Regions from separate parts of the Homo sapiens genome. Here region 2 is linked to region 1. A link is an interaction called in ENCODE POLR2A ChIA-PET data of the cell type or tissue named here. Cell type or tissue: PC-3. All regions are shown on one strand. Each heading gives the region's core, and the rest is flanking DNA. Links, peaks and the distances in the headings are about the cores only.

Evidence for each region. Peaks named below come from ENCODE experiments on the same cell type or tissue, not always from the same donor. Only the 100,000 strongest peaks of a DNase experiment are listed, where the experiment ranks them.
Region 2: POLR2A ChIA-PET joins it to region 1 with 9 read pairs; 1 of 35 experiments calls an interaction of 5 or more read pairs at or near these places.

Annotation. Positions count from the first base shown.
Region 1 is chr6:57,239,000-57,245,115 of GRCh38, reverse strand. It overlaps a transcript of PRIM2 not described here. Among named protein-coding and RNA genes, the nearest start is that of RAB23, 20 kb to the right of the region's middle. In PC-3, for the core only: no CTCF peak of the experiment used is centred there; a DNase peak (open chromatin) is centred at 2,395; H3K27ac peaks cover 1,098 bases.
Region 2 is chr6:56,311,499-56,317,614 of GRCh38, reverse strand. It overlaps a transcript of COL21A1 not described here. Among named protein-coding and RNA genes, the nearest start is that of COL21A1, 67 kb to the right of the region's middle. In PC-3, for the core only: a CTCF peak has its summit at 2,730 (motif pointing left); a DNase peak (open chromatin) is centred at 2,704; H3K4me3 peaks cover 462 bases.

The DNA.
Region 1 (6,116 bases), core at 404-5,403:
CAAATGCAGCAGCAGAAACAGTGGAGAGAGGAAGGCCTCAATGTAGGGCAGTGCTGGGACTCGTGGAGGAAGGGCAGTTCTTCCCTGCCGGGAGCCATCCCTGCAGCCTGTACCTGAGGCATCTGCACACATATCAACTAACTCACTGACCTGAGCAGAGTGAGAGGAGCTGCCTATGCTCAGGAAGTGACTTAGCAAACGTGTTCCATAATTAATACGAAATAAAAGCATAGAGACATGGCAATAAAACGTTTCAGGGAGTTTTTAGAATTCCTCAAGGAGTTCAGAAACTTTGGTTTTGAAAACTGCTGCAGTGTTGCAGGGCAAATACCCACAGGCATGAAAACAGAAATTAAGCAATTTTTTTTTTTTTTGAGATGGAGTTTCGCTCTTATCACCCAGGCTGGGCTCACCTCAACCCCTGCCACTCGGGTTCAAGCGATTCTCCTGCCTCAGCCTCCGGAGTAGCTGGGATTACAGGCATGCGCCACCACGCCCAGCTAATTTTGTATTTTTAGTGGACACGGGGTTTAATCCATGTTGTTCAGACTGGTCTCGAACTCCCGACTTCAGGTGATCCACCTGCCCTGGCCTCCCAAAGTGCTAGGATTACAGGTGTAAGCCACCGCGCCCAGCCAACAAAATTGTATTCAATGGAAAAGAACACTATTTTCATATAAAGCCTTAGCTGAACCAATTTTTAATGAGGAAGACAATTTTAAAATTAATTTTTTCTTATGTGAACAAAAGTTCTCTGAAAAGGAATTTGGAAGAAAGAGACTTTATTCCAGTGAACAGTTTGCAAACTGGGAGATACAGCCTTTGGTGCAAAATGAAGGTGCATTTCGTTAAACAAAGAGAGGGTTCAAGTTCCTGCCCAGCTTCCGGCAAATAAAGGATTCAAACTTGCTTAGTTCTGATTGGTTGGTGCAGCTAAGTTCTGATCGGTCAATATGGCTGGTTTCTGATTGGCTGCGGTAGGTGAGCTCTGATTGGTCGTTTTCCAAGCCCAAACTCAGACGTCACAGGCTTGATTGCAGAAAGGGAGATCCAGTGATACTTCTACATCTTTCTGAGAACAGAATATGTGACTGCTTCCTCGTCCAGCTATGGCTGCATAGTTCTGTTTTTGAGCACCTCAGCCATGAGGAGTCCATTCTATCTGTCAGCCAGGGGTATACTTTAACAGGTATAATTAAAGCTACAGCATAGAATGCATAATTAGGCCCTTTGAATTACATAGAAGTCAGAAGCTACTTTCAGGTTCTCCCACAACCTCGGCAACTTACAGGAAATGTTGGAAGAATCTTTGAAACAGATTTGTATGAAAAACTAAATCCTGGCCAGGCGCTGTGGCCCACACCTGTAATCCCAGCACTTCGGGAGGCCGAGGCGGGATGATCACCTGAAGTCAGAATTCGAGACCAGCCTGGCCAACACGGTGAAGCCCCATCTCTACTAAAAATAAAAATAAAAAAAAGAGTCGGGGCGTAGTGGTGTGCACCTGTAGTCTCGGCTACTTGGGAGGCTGAGGCAGGAGAATCATTTGAACCCGGCAGGCGGAGGTTGCAGTGAGCTGAGATCGCACCACTGCACTCCAGCCTGGGCAACATACCGAGGCTCCATCTCAAATAAATAAATAAGCAAACAAGTAAATAAATAAAACAGGATTTAACCTTCTCATCTGTCCCAATATTCCAATTAACATACCCTCTTAATCTTTATCTTAGGGACCAACATCATTCCTTTCCTCATCTTTCTTCCCCCTTTCTCATATGTACACAGCCTCCCATTCTGAACTCAGGCTTTCAATAGCCACCAACCATCAGTAGCACACAAACACTCCTTATCCTTCTTCTTTCCCCATTAAAGCTCCCTTTTCCTGATACCAGGCAGTTATTGAGGGGAAAGGGTTAGGTAGTGAATGACCATCATCATTTGTATGTTTTTGCCATTTGCATTCTAAGAGGCTATGCAATATTAACATTCAGAATGTGTGAAGATGTGAATGAAGAATTATAGATTGCAAATGAGAGCAGATTGAACATTAGGAACCTTCTAAGAACCACTTATCCTTCATAGGTGGCTGACCTTGGTAGATGATATTGATAGTTGATATCGAATTGGAGAACATGGGTTTATGGAACAAGTAATACTACATTGTTTGAGAACATCTGTGAAATTCACAAAAGATATTTAAAACAGAATTTCTAGAAAATTCTTCTTTTCCATGAAAATTTACTCCTGAAGCACAAAACTCAAGGCAAACATCACTGTGAAACTGCCTGTGATTACCTCAGATACAAATCCAGATCAGATTACATCATTGCCTAATTATAATGTAAGGAGCCTGGACTTTTCAAGGCTCCAAATAAAGCCCAGATAGCAACACTGGTTTAAAAAAAGAGAAAAAGAGGCACATGATATGTTACTAATCTTCCTCTGAGAGTTAAGTAAATACACACCCTGAGACGTCATACAGTAAGAACTTTAAAATTGTTTATACCATATTAGGAAAAAAGCTTACACTATGATTAACATGTTTTTCCTTCTGATTTGGTAACCATCATATTGGTTTGGAAAAACATGACGCAATTTAAGTCAATTGTAAGTTATTTTATTTCCATTTTTTAGCCACAAAACATAATTTTTTAGTATTAAATTATTGTTCTTAAAAATAACCTAATTTAAATTACAATAATTCCCTCACAAAACATTGTTAGTAGATTAAAAAAATCAAAATGGCTCACTGTTTTCTGTTTTATTTATTTAAAAGCAATTTTCAAACACAAAATAAATGTAAATCTACATTTTATTGGCAGGAAATTTTTAATGCTTTATTGCTTTTAATGTGTTTTAACATGAAGGAAGTTTTTAGGTATTTTTATTTAAAGATACTGGAAGAAAGAAAGAATTATTTACTGAGCATTTACTGTATGCCAAGCTGTGTTCCAGATATTGATGTGTGATCTCATTACCTTGTACCAGAACATTGTACGAAACTAACTGAAGAAACAACTTATTATTGTTAATATTATTAATAATAGTGAGCCTTTATCAGTCACTTTACAGTTGACACAGAAAATTTTAATGTAATGTCTTTATCTATTTACATATTCATAGTTTAAAAAATTAAATGGTTCTGGCCGGGCACAGTGGCTGACGCCTGTAATCTCAGCACTTTGGGAGGCCAAGGAGGGCAGATCACGAGGTCAGGAGATCGAGACCATCCTGGCTAACATGGTGAAACCCCATCTCTACTAAAAATACAAAAAATTAGCCAGGCGTGGTGGCGGGCGCCTGTAGTCCCAGCTACTTGGGAGGTTGAGGCAGGAGAATGGCGTGAACCCGGGAGGCAGAGCTTGCAGTGAGCCGAGATCGTGCCACTGCACTCAGCAAGACTCCATCTCAAAAAAAAAAAAAAAAATACATAGTTCTGCATAGTTTAGTATTAAAACAGTAATCTAGTAATTCCATACTCCTCCCCATCCCCCCAATTCTTGTTTCCAAAGACTTTCAACACTTTTTTCGGTTTCTTTTGGTATTTACAGCCATTTCTATCCTTGCTAATACTGCTATTTTTTAAAGTTTTTTTTTTTTCTGCTTGCCATTCCTTCAGCAGTTTCCTGAAAAAGTTTTCAGTTTTACACATCTATCAACTTCCTATCATGAAGAGGAGAATCTGCTTTTTTTATTTTTTATTTTTTAAAACAGGGTCTCACTCTGTCATCCAGGCTGGAGTGCAGTGATGTGATCATAGCTCACTGTAATCTCAAACTCCTAGGCTCAAGTGATCCTCCAGTCTCAGCCTCCTGAGTAGCTGAGACAACAAGTGCGTGCAACCACATTCAGCTAATTTTTCTTTTTTCTTTTTTTCTTTTTTTTTTTTTTTGAGACAGAGTCTCGCTCTGTCGCCCAGGATGGAGTGCACTGGCGCAATCTCGGCTCACTGCAAGCTCCGCCTCCTGGGTTCACGCCATTCTCCTGCCTCAGCCTCCCGAGTAGCTGGGACTACAGGTGCCCACCACCATGCCAGCTAATTTTTTGTATTTTTAGTAGAGACAGAGTTTCACCCGTGTTAGCCAGGATGGTCTCGATCTCCTGACCTCGTGATCTGCCCACCTCAGCCTCCCAGAGTGCTGGGATTACAGGCTTGAGTCACTGAGCCCCGCCTTATTTTTCTATTTTTAGTAGAGATGAGGTCTTGCTGTGTTGCCCAAGCTGGTCTTGAACTTCTGGGTTGAAGTGATCCTCCTGCCTCAACCTCCCAAAGTGTTGAGATTACAGGTGTGAGCCACTGTGCGCAGCTTAATATTTTTGTTATTTGCTTAGTTTTCTATCTTATATTAATTTACCGTATACTGTATTCTAGAAATGTAAGTCTTTACTCAACATGTTTTTCAAACATGTTATGTATTCTATCAATTATCTCTCCTTGGAGACAGCCATTCAGGAGTCTTCTACCTCTTCTACCAATCAGGACTTGTGGCTTTCTCTGTCACACACAGCTGCTGTCCTGGGACTTCTCTCTACCTCTCACCTGTGCTGGTCTCCTGTTTCCTGGGTCCTGAGTATTCCTCTTTCTTTGTGTACTCTTTCATTTTATCTTCCCCCGTAGCTTCCCATTAGGACCAACATAGTCTCCTCCCTGAATGCAAGCTGCTCGTGGTCTACTGGGGAGACAGAAATGTCTGAGCCTAAAGATTCTTGACCCTGGCCAGGCGTGGTGGCTCACACCTGTAGTCCCAGCACTTTGGGAGGCCGAGGCAGGAGGATCACCTGAGGTCAGGAGTTTGAGACCAGCCTAACCAACATAGAGAAGCCCATCTCTACTAAAAATACAAATTTAGCTGGGCGCGGTTGGCGCATGCCTGTAATCCCAGCTACTTGAGAGGCTGAGGCAGGAGAATCGCTTGAACCCGGGAGGCAGAGGTTGCAGTGTGAGCCGAGATCGCGCCATTGCACTCCAGCCTGGGCAACAAGAGCAAAACTCCGTCTCAAAAAAAAAAAAAAAAAAAAAAAAACAGATTATTGATCCCCTAGATCCTCCTGCTAATACCTATATATAATTTATATCTCTTCTTTGGAGTACTTATAATTATGTTCTTAATATCTGTCCTCCCTACAGTCTCTGAGCTGTATGAGGGCAAGAACTATGTCTTTTTTGATTACTATTTTATGAGTTAGAGTTAGCATGGTGCATAACATTGTAGGTGCTCAAAAATATTAGTTATTTGAAGCAGCCCAAAATTCACATTGCAGATTAAGAAGCAGTATGATATAAATATAATCATGGCACTAGAAGAAAACAGGGGAAGGCACTTAAGGGAGGGCTCCTTGTGGATGGTGGCATTTAAACAAATTTTTTTGGAGACAAGGTTTTGCTCTGTCGCTCAGGCTGGAGTGAAGTGGCGCAATCTTGGCTCAATGCAGCCTCGACCTCCCCAGGCTCAGGTGATCCTCCCCCAACCTGAGCCTCCCGAGTAGCTGAGAATACAGGCATGCGCCACCACACCCTGCTAATTTTTGTATTTTTTGTAGAGATGGGATTTGGGGTCTCGCCATGTTGCCCAGGCTGGTCTCCAATTCCTGAACTCAAGTGATCCATCCCCCTTTGCCTCCCAAAGTGCTGAAATTATAGGCATGCGTCACTACACATGGCCTAAACAAATTCTTACAAAATATAAAAGAAGTGGTAAAACTAGAAGGAGAGGAGAAAAAAATGCCAGGAAAGAAAACAGCATTTTCAAAGGTACAGAGACATTAAATAGCATGATACGTATTGGGAACTATAACAAATTCAATGTAGCAGAATAAGAGGAACATGCCAGCCATGGTGGCTCACACCTGTAATCCTAGCACTTTGGGAGGCCAAGTCAGGCTGATCACCTGAGGTCAGGAGTTCGAGACCAGTCTGGCCAACATGGTGAAACCCCATCTCTACTAAAAATACAAAAATTAGCCGGGTATGGTGGTGCACGCCTGTAGTCCCAGCTACTCAGAATGTGGAGGCAGGAGAATCGCTTGAACTCAGGAGGCAGAAGTTGCAGTGGGCTGAGATCATGCCACTGTACTCCAGCCTGGACGACAGAGTGAGACCTTGTCTCAAAATAAAA
Region 2 (6,116 bases), core at 523-5,522, 930 kb after region 1:
AATTGGGGGTTGAGCCAGGATGAAGGACATGATTTACTGAGGAGAGGAAGGTGGTCAATGAATTAAGAGGCTGGGGTATTGGAAGAGTCATCTACATGATTTTGAAATTTCTAAAAGTTATGAGAGGAGTAACAAGTGAATAAGGAACTAAAATCTTCACATACTGAGGAGGAATCACCTAGGGGTCTGAAGATGACTGCAATATAAGAGGCATTGTGACAGTATGGGGGATTGCAGCAGAGAGCCACAGTGTTATTGAGAAAATAAAGGGATAGAAGCTTATAAAATATTTTGCATGGTGCCAGGCATGTAGTAAGTGCTCAGTATATCATTTTTGAGATTCTAGTTTTAGTTTCAGCAGTAAAGAGCTCAGAACTCATCACTCTCACCTTTACTACAAGAAGAAGCTGAACAAATTGAAAACCAGTGACTTTTCTTGGTCTATAAGCGAACCAAGGTTGAGGGATAAACTGCCACCCTGACATCTGGAGAGAGAGGTGAGTGCAGACAGTCACAGCTGAGATCCGCTTACCTGGAACAGAAGGTGCTAGAGCCATAAACTGGTGCTAATATTTACATGATAATTTTGATTCATTGCTTGAATTTGAGTGTGAAGTAATCTAAAAGTGAGAAACTCCTTGGGGCTGCAGTCTTTGTATACTAAATGACACTTCTGAAGCAGAAGAAATATGCCCCAGTGACTAGACTGGGCTTGAAATTTTGTACACCCTAACCCAGCCTGCTGTTCAGAATTTTAAATGTCAAACTACTTCATCTCTTGAAGTATTTTTATAAAACTATATTTCCTTTTTATAAAAAATAAGAATAATTGGCCTTGTGCAGTAACTCATTCCTGTGAACTGAGGGCACTTTGGGAGGCTGAAGTGGGTGGATCACTTGAGGCCAGGAGTTCAAGACCAGCCTGGGCAACATGACAAAACCTCATCTCTACTAAAAATACACAAATTAGCCAGGTGTGGTGGCACATGCCTGTACTCCCGGCTACTTGGGAGGCGGAGGCACAAGAATCACTTGAACCTGAGAGACAGAGGTTGCAGTGAGCCAAGATCACGCAACTGCACTCCCGCCTGGGTAACAGAGACAGACTCTGTCTCAAAAAAAAAAAAAAAAAAAAAAGTCTATTTAGAATTTTAAAAGGTGTGCTTTTAATTGTAGTTTTTCTTAGTAGGCATGTAATAAAATTATAATTTGACTCCATGGCAGTTCAAGGATATGCTCACACAACTGCAATATAATAATGCATTAAGTACCATGTGCAAAAATACTGGTTAGCAATAAGTTCAAGCAAGAGATCTGTGCACATCATAATGATTACAATAAAAACAATATATTGCATACTTGAAAATTGCCAAGAGAGTAGATTTTAATTATTTTCATCACAAAAAAATGTTAAGAATGTGAGGCAACACATGTATTAAGTAACTTGATTTAGCCACTTCACAGTGTATACATATATCAAAACATATTGTATACCATAAATATATACAATTCTTACTTGTTGATTAAAAATAAATTAAAAAGAGAAAATTGGTTAGCAATGGCATAGCAATTAGCATAGGTGTGTTTTGTTCTCCCAGATCTATTGTGGTATGACTGACAAATAAAAATTGTATATATTTAAGGTATTCACTGTGATGTTTCAATAGACACATGCTTTGTGAAGTGATTACTACAGTCAAGCTAATTTAACATATCTATCACTTCACATACTTATCTTTTTTTTGTGGTGAAATTACTTGAGATCCCTCTCAGCAAATTTTGATTATATGATACATTATTATTAACTATGGTATGCTTTTTAAGTTCCTTTTCATGGGGAATAGAGAAGAACTTGATTGACCTAACTCAGGCAATTGCAAAGATCTATGTGCAAAAACAGGTAGAGGAGGGGTAGAGGGAGGAGCGGGAGATGAGGAGGAAGAGGGAGAGGAGGAAGGAAGAGGGAAGGAGAGGGAGGGATGGCGGAAGAGAAGGAGAGAAAAGTCTCAAAGGAAGCTAAGAACAGCCTCTAGGGAAGAATAGAAACTGTAGTTTGGAAATGGGAGATTCAAGATTCAACCCGGATCTAAAGATGGGCCTTTCTGTTGGTCCTTCAGAAGGAATAAGAGATCATCACTCTTTCTCTTCTTTTTACGTATTTCTTCCTGCAATTAAATGACTAATTCTCTCCATACTTCTAAATTTAACTTTAATAATGAGATAATCTTATCGGTGTAGCTGTCATCCTTGGCCGTGTTTGTAGAGAACTCTTCAAGCTGCCTCATAGGTGACTGGTCAGCCTATGTGTTCATCTGCCCCGTGGGATCAATCAAAAGGCAGGCATGTAGGCCCGAGGGGCAAGGAAGCTCTCACAGGTGGAGAACACAGTCACCCCGCTCAGGGCCTCTCCATGAGGAGATATTCCTTCAAAGGAAACAGAATATAGCTGTCTTGTGTTTTACAATCAGACATCTGGATGAAAAGAGAAAGTCAATTAGTTATTTGAGTTTACATTCATGTATTTACCTTGTTTCTAGACTGTCAAAATGTTTATAGCATTTATTACACTGGCTTTAAATAATTATCGGTTGCATTGATTTTTGTAAAGTTATGTAGTCTGCGTTTGCGGTAACACCCCATAATACTGCTTGTGCTCAGAGGTTCCAGAGATTCTTGTCTACAGGTGCTCAAATCCCAAGGAACCAAAGAATCTGTGTTGCTGTCCTGCCCTCTAGTGGTTTTGCTTGGGTTTACAGTTACTGCACTGCAACTTTCTCCGCTAATTCAAAATTACAAGGGAAACTGTGTTTTTGTTCCATTTAGAGAATGCACTAAGAACCATAACATCACAATATGTTTCTATTTCTTCTCGTGGGAAAATCACAAATGGTACATAAAACTCTGATAGGAAATCCAAAGTTGGAGCTATGAAAACTGAGTGTTTTGAACTTTAGAAGCTTTTCGTGTTGTTAAAATTATATAATGTTAGGAATGGAATAAAGTTTAAGATCACTGAATTCAACCCAATCACTTTGAAGTTGAGGAAAAAAGCTCCAAGATTTAAATATCTTGGCCGAGGTGTTGCAGACAATTTACATTAGAACTGAGCCTAGAATCTGGGTTTCCTGATTCTAGGAATCTTTCTTTTATACAACCCATATCTTACAATTAGACTTACTCAATGGGAAGAGGGCTCAAGGTCCAGGCTGTTATCAAGAAAAAAAGTGTGACATCTCCAACAGGAAAATGAATCTCTCTTTTGTTTGAAGGAAGGAGAAGATATATACCCTTTCTTTGTTGGGAAAATAATACAATTTAAAAGGATACCTTCTGGCCAGGTGCGGTGGCTCACGCCTGTAATCCCAGCACTTTGGGAGGCCAAGGTGGGCAGATCACAAGCTCAGGAGATGGAGATCATCCTGACCAACATGGTGAAACCCTGCCTCTACTAAAATACAAAAAATCAGCCAGGGGTGGTGGTGCGTGCCTGTAGTCCCAGCTACTTGGGAGGCTGAGGCAAGGGAATCACTTGAACCCAGGAGGTGGAGGTTACAGTGAGCTGAGATCACCCCACTTCATTGCAGCCTGGTGACAGAGTGATACTATGTCTCTCTCTATATATATACCTTCTTTATTGATTTCAGAGTATTATTTCTTGGCAAAGCAGAAAGAGCAGAAAACAGACTGAATGGAGCAGACGCAAGTGAAGAGGAACTACAGGAGTCTTTCATGTTTCTGACCTCATGTGCTTTCTCTTACTCAAATAATAGGTCACTAGGCTGATTTGGCTGGGGCATCTGTTCCCTTTCTATCAAGGATCTAAATGGCTATGCTATGGACTGAATTGTGTTTTCCTAATGGTTGTATGTTGAACTCAAGGATCCAAATGGCTATGCTATGGACTGAATTGTGTTTTCCTAATGGTTGTATGTTGAACTCAAACCTCCAATGTAACTGTATTTGGAGACAGGGCCTATAAAAAGTTAATAAGATTAAGGGAGGTCATAAGGGTGGAGTCCTAATCTGATAACACTGCGGCCTTATAAGAAGGGAAAGGGAGACAATAGAGAGATCTCTCTCTGATTTGTGAAGGCAGTGAGAAAGAACTGTCTGTGATCCAGAAGAAGGGCTCTTACCAGAACCCAACCATGCTGGCACCCTGATCTTGCACTTACAGCTTCCAGAACCATGAGAAAATAAATTTCTACTGTTTTGGCATGCATCCTATGATATGTTGTTATGACAGCCCAAGCTGAGATAGGTTACAGCTAGGTAATGTGTTCACTAGTCTAGAGACTAGTGAGCTGTTCTCACTAGAGAACAACTAGTCTGTTCTCTGACTGCTCCATCCCTATCTTTTTTTGGGTAACCCTCACAAATAAGGGAGGACTGTTTTGTGCAGTGTATATATGAGGAATTGTGCTCCCCTACTAGAATCTCCAGATACCCTAGATCACTCCACTTGCCCTGTACTTTGGCCATTTTAATTCCTTACTAGCTATCTCTAAACTGCATCCTCCTCCCCTGCCCCACCTTGAATGATCCCGAGAAACCAGGGGGATTTGCCAAGCATGGATAAGTAGTCACAACAATTAAAGATATGTGCTATGCGGCCAGTCTTCCTAGTGCGGAAGGCTATGGATTCAACTTCCTTACTGACATCTCTGAAACTTTTGCTACTGTGGACTATACCCTCCTTGTAAAAGACATCAATTTCTACTGGCTCTCTTGCTTCCTTTCCAATCCTTCCCTCCTTTTCCCCTCAAGGGCACCATTTCCTCTGTATGTACCTCAGTGGTCTCAGTGGTACTGAGGTGCGCCAGATGGTATCAGTCCATTATTCTCATTCTAAATGCTTTCTCTTTTGGCAACCTTGTGTCTTATAATGTTTTCTTTTTCACTACCATTCATATTTTTCGGCCTCCCAAAATAGCTTTTTTCTTTCATTCCTGTCCTAAAATCTCTTCTAGCCTTCAATTCATGTATCCAAACTGATAGCTGTATATTATTCCTGGCTATTGTGAGCTAAGTATCTAAGTACCTGCTGGATATTTTTATCTGACCATCTGAGAGATATCTCAAACCAAACAACTTAAGTATCTGAACTTACAGTTTTCATTTACTGAATGTTCCTACTCAAACCTCATCATTCCCTGACTCAGAAATACCAACATGTTCCCAGTCACATGTGCCTGAAAGCTGGGAGTCAGTCTCAATTCTTTTACCCCTTCTCCCATGGCCAATCAATCATCAAATTCTGTGTTATCACCTAAGTAATCACAAACTGCATCCCTCCTCTCCTTCCCTGCTGCTGTTTCTCTAGTTGACACCTTCTTCCTTGCTTGTTTGCATTAACCTTCTAAGTCAACAATCGGCTTCCATTGTTGACCCACTTAAATCTTTTATAGTACAGCTAGATCAAACAATCTTAAGATCAGATGTGACTGGTTGCAAATGACAGAGCTGTCTTCAAAACAAGGCGCATATGGTCCTTATACTCTAGTCACTGCCTTTCCTTCCAGCCTCATCACCAGTCACCTTTTCAGCATGTCATATTCCAGATTCGCTGAATAGTTTTATAGTTCCCTGCTCACACAATTCTGTTGTCAGTTCATTATGCTCTTTTCTTCTGTTTATGACTTACTACCGCAAACCTTCAGTCCTCATCCTCGCTGTCATTTTTTCAAGACTCAGTTGAGGCATCCCCCACTCCAGAAAGCCTTCCCAATATTGCATTAGGATAAGTGTTTCCCCTTTGTGCTAACATAGAGTCTTGAACATCCCTCTGCCATTGCAAGGATCATTCTGTAGTTTCATGTATATCTGCCTTCCTCAGTCATTCCTCAAAGGGAGTGACCATGTCAAGGCTCAGCCCAGGGCCTAATGGGTCCCAAGAAGTGTTTCCAGGGCAAGTATTTAAAGTTAAAGCCTTCAGTTTCAACATCTTGTGGGTAACTATTTATTTTTACAGAAATACATGTACACACACACCATATATTTACACACACAACTATAAGCACCTTAAGTAGCAGTTCTCTTCAAAAGTAAAACCCTGTTTGCCTGTTATAAAAATCTGGAGTGGTACTACAGGTCCATTTAAAGAAAAGTTACTTTGT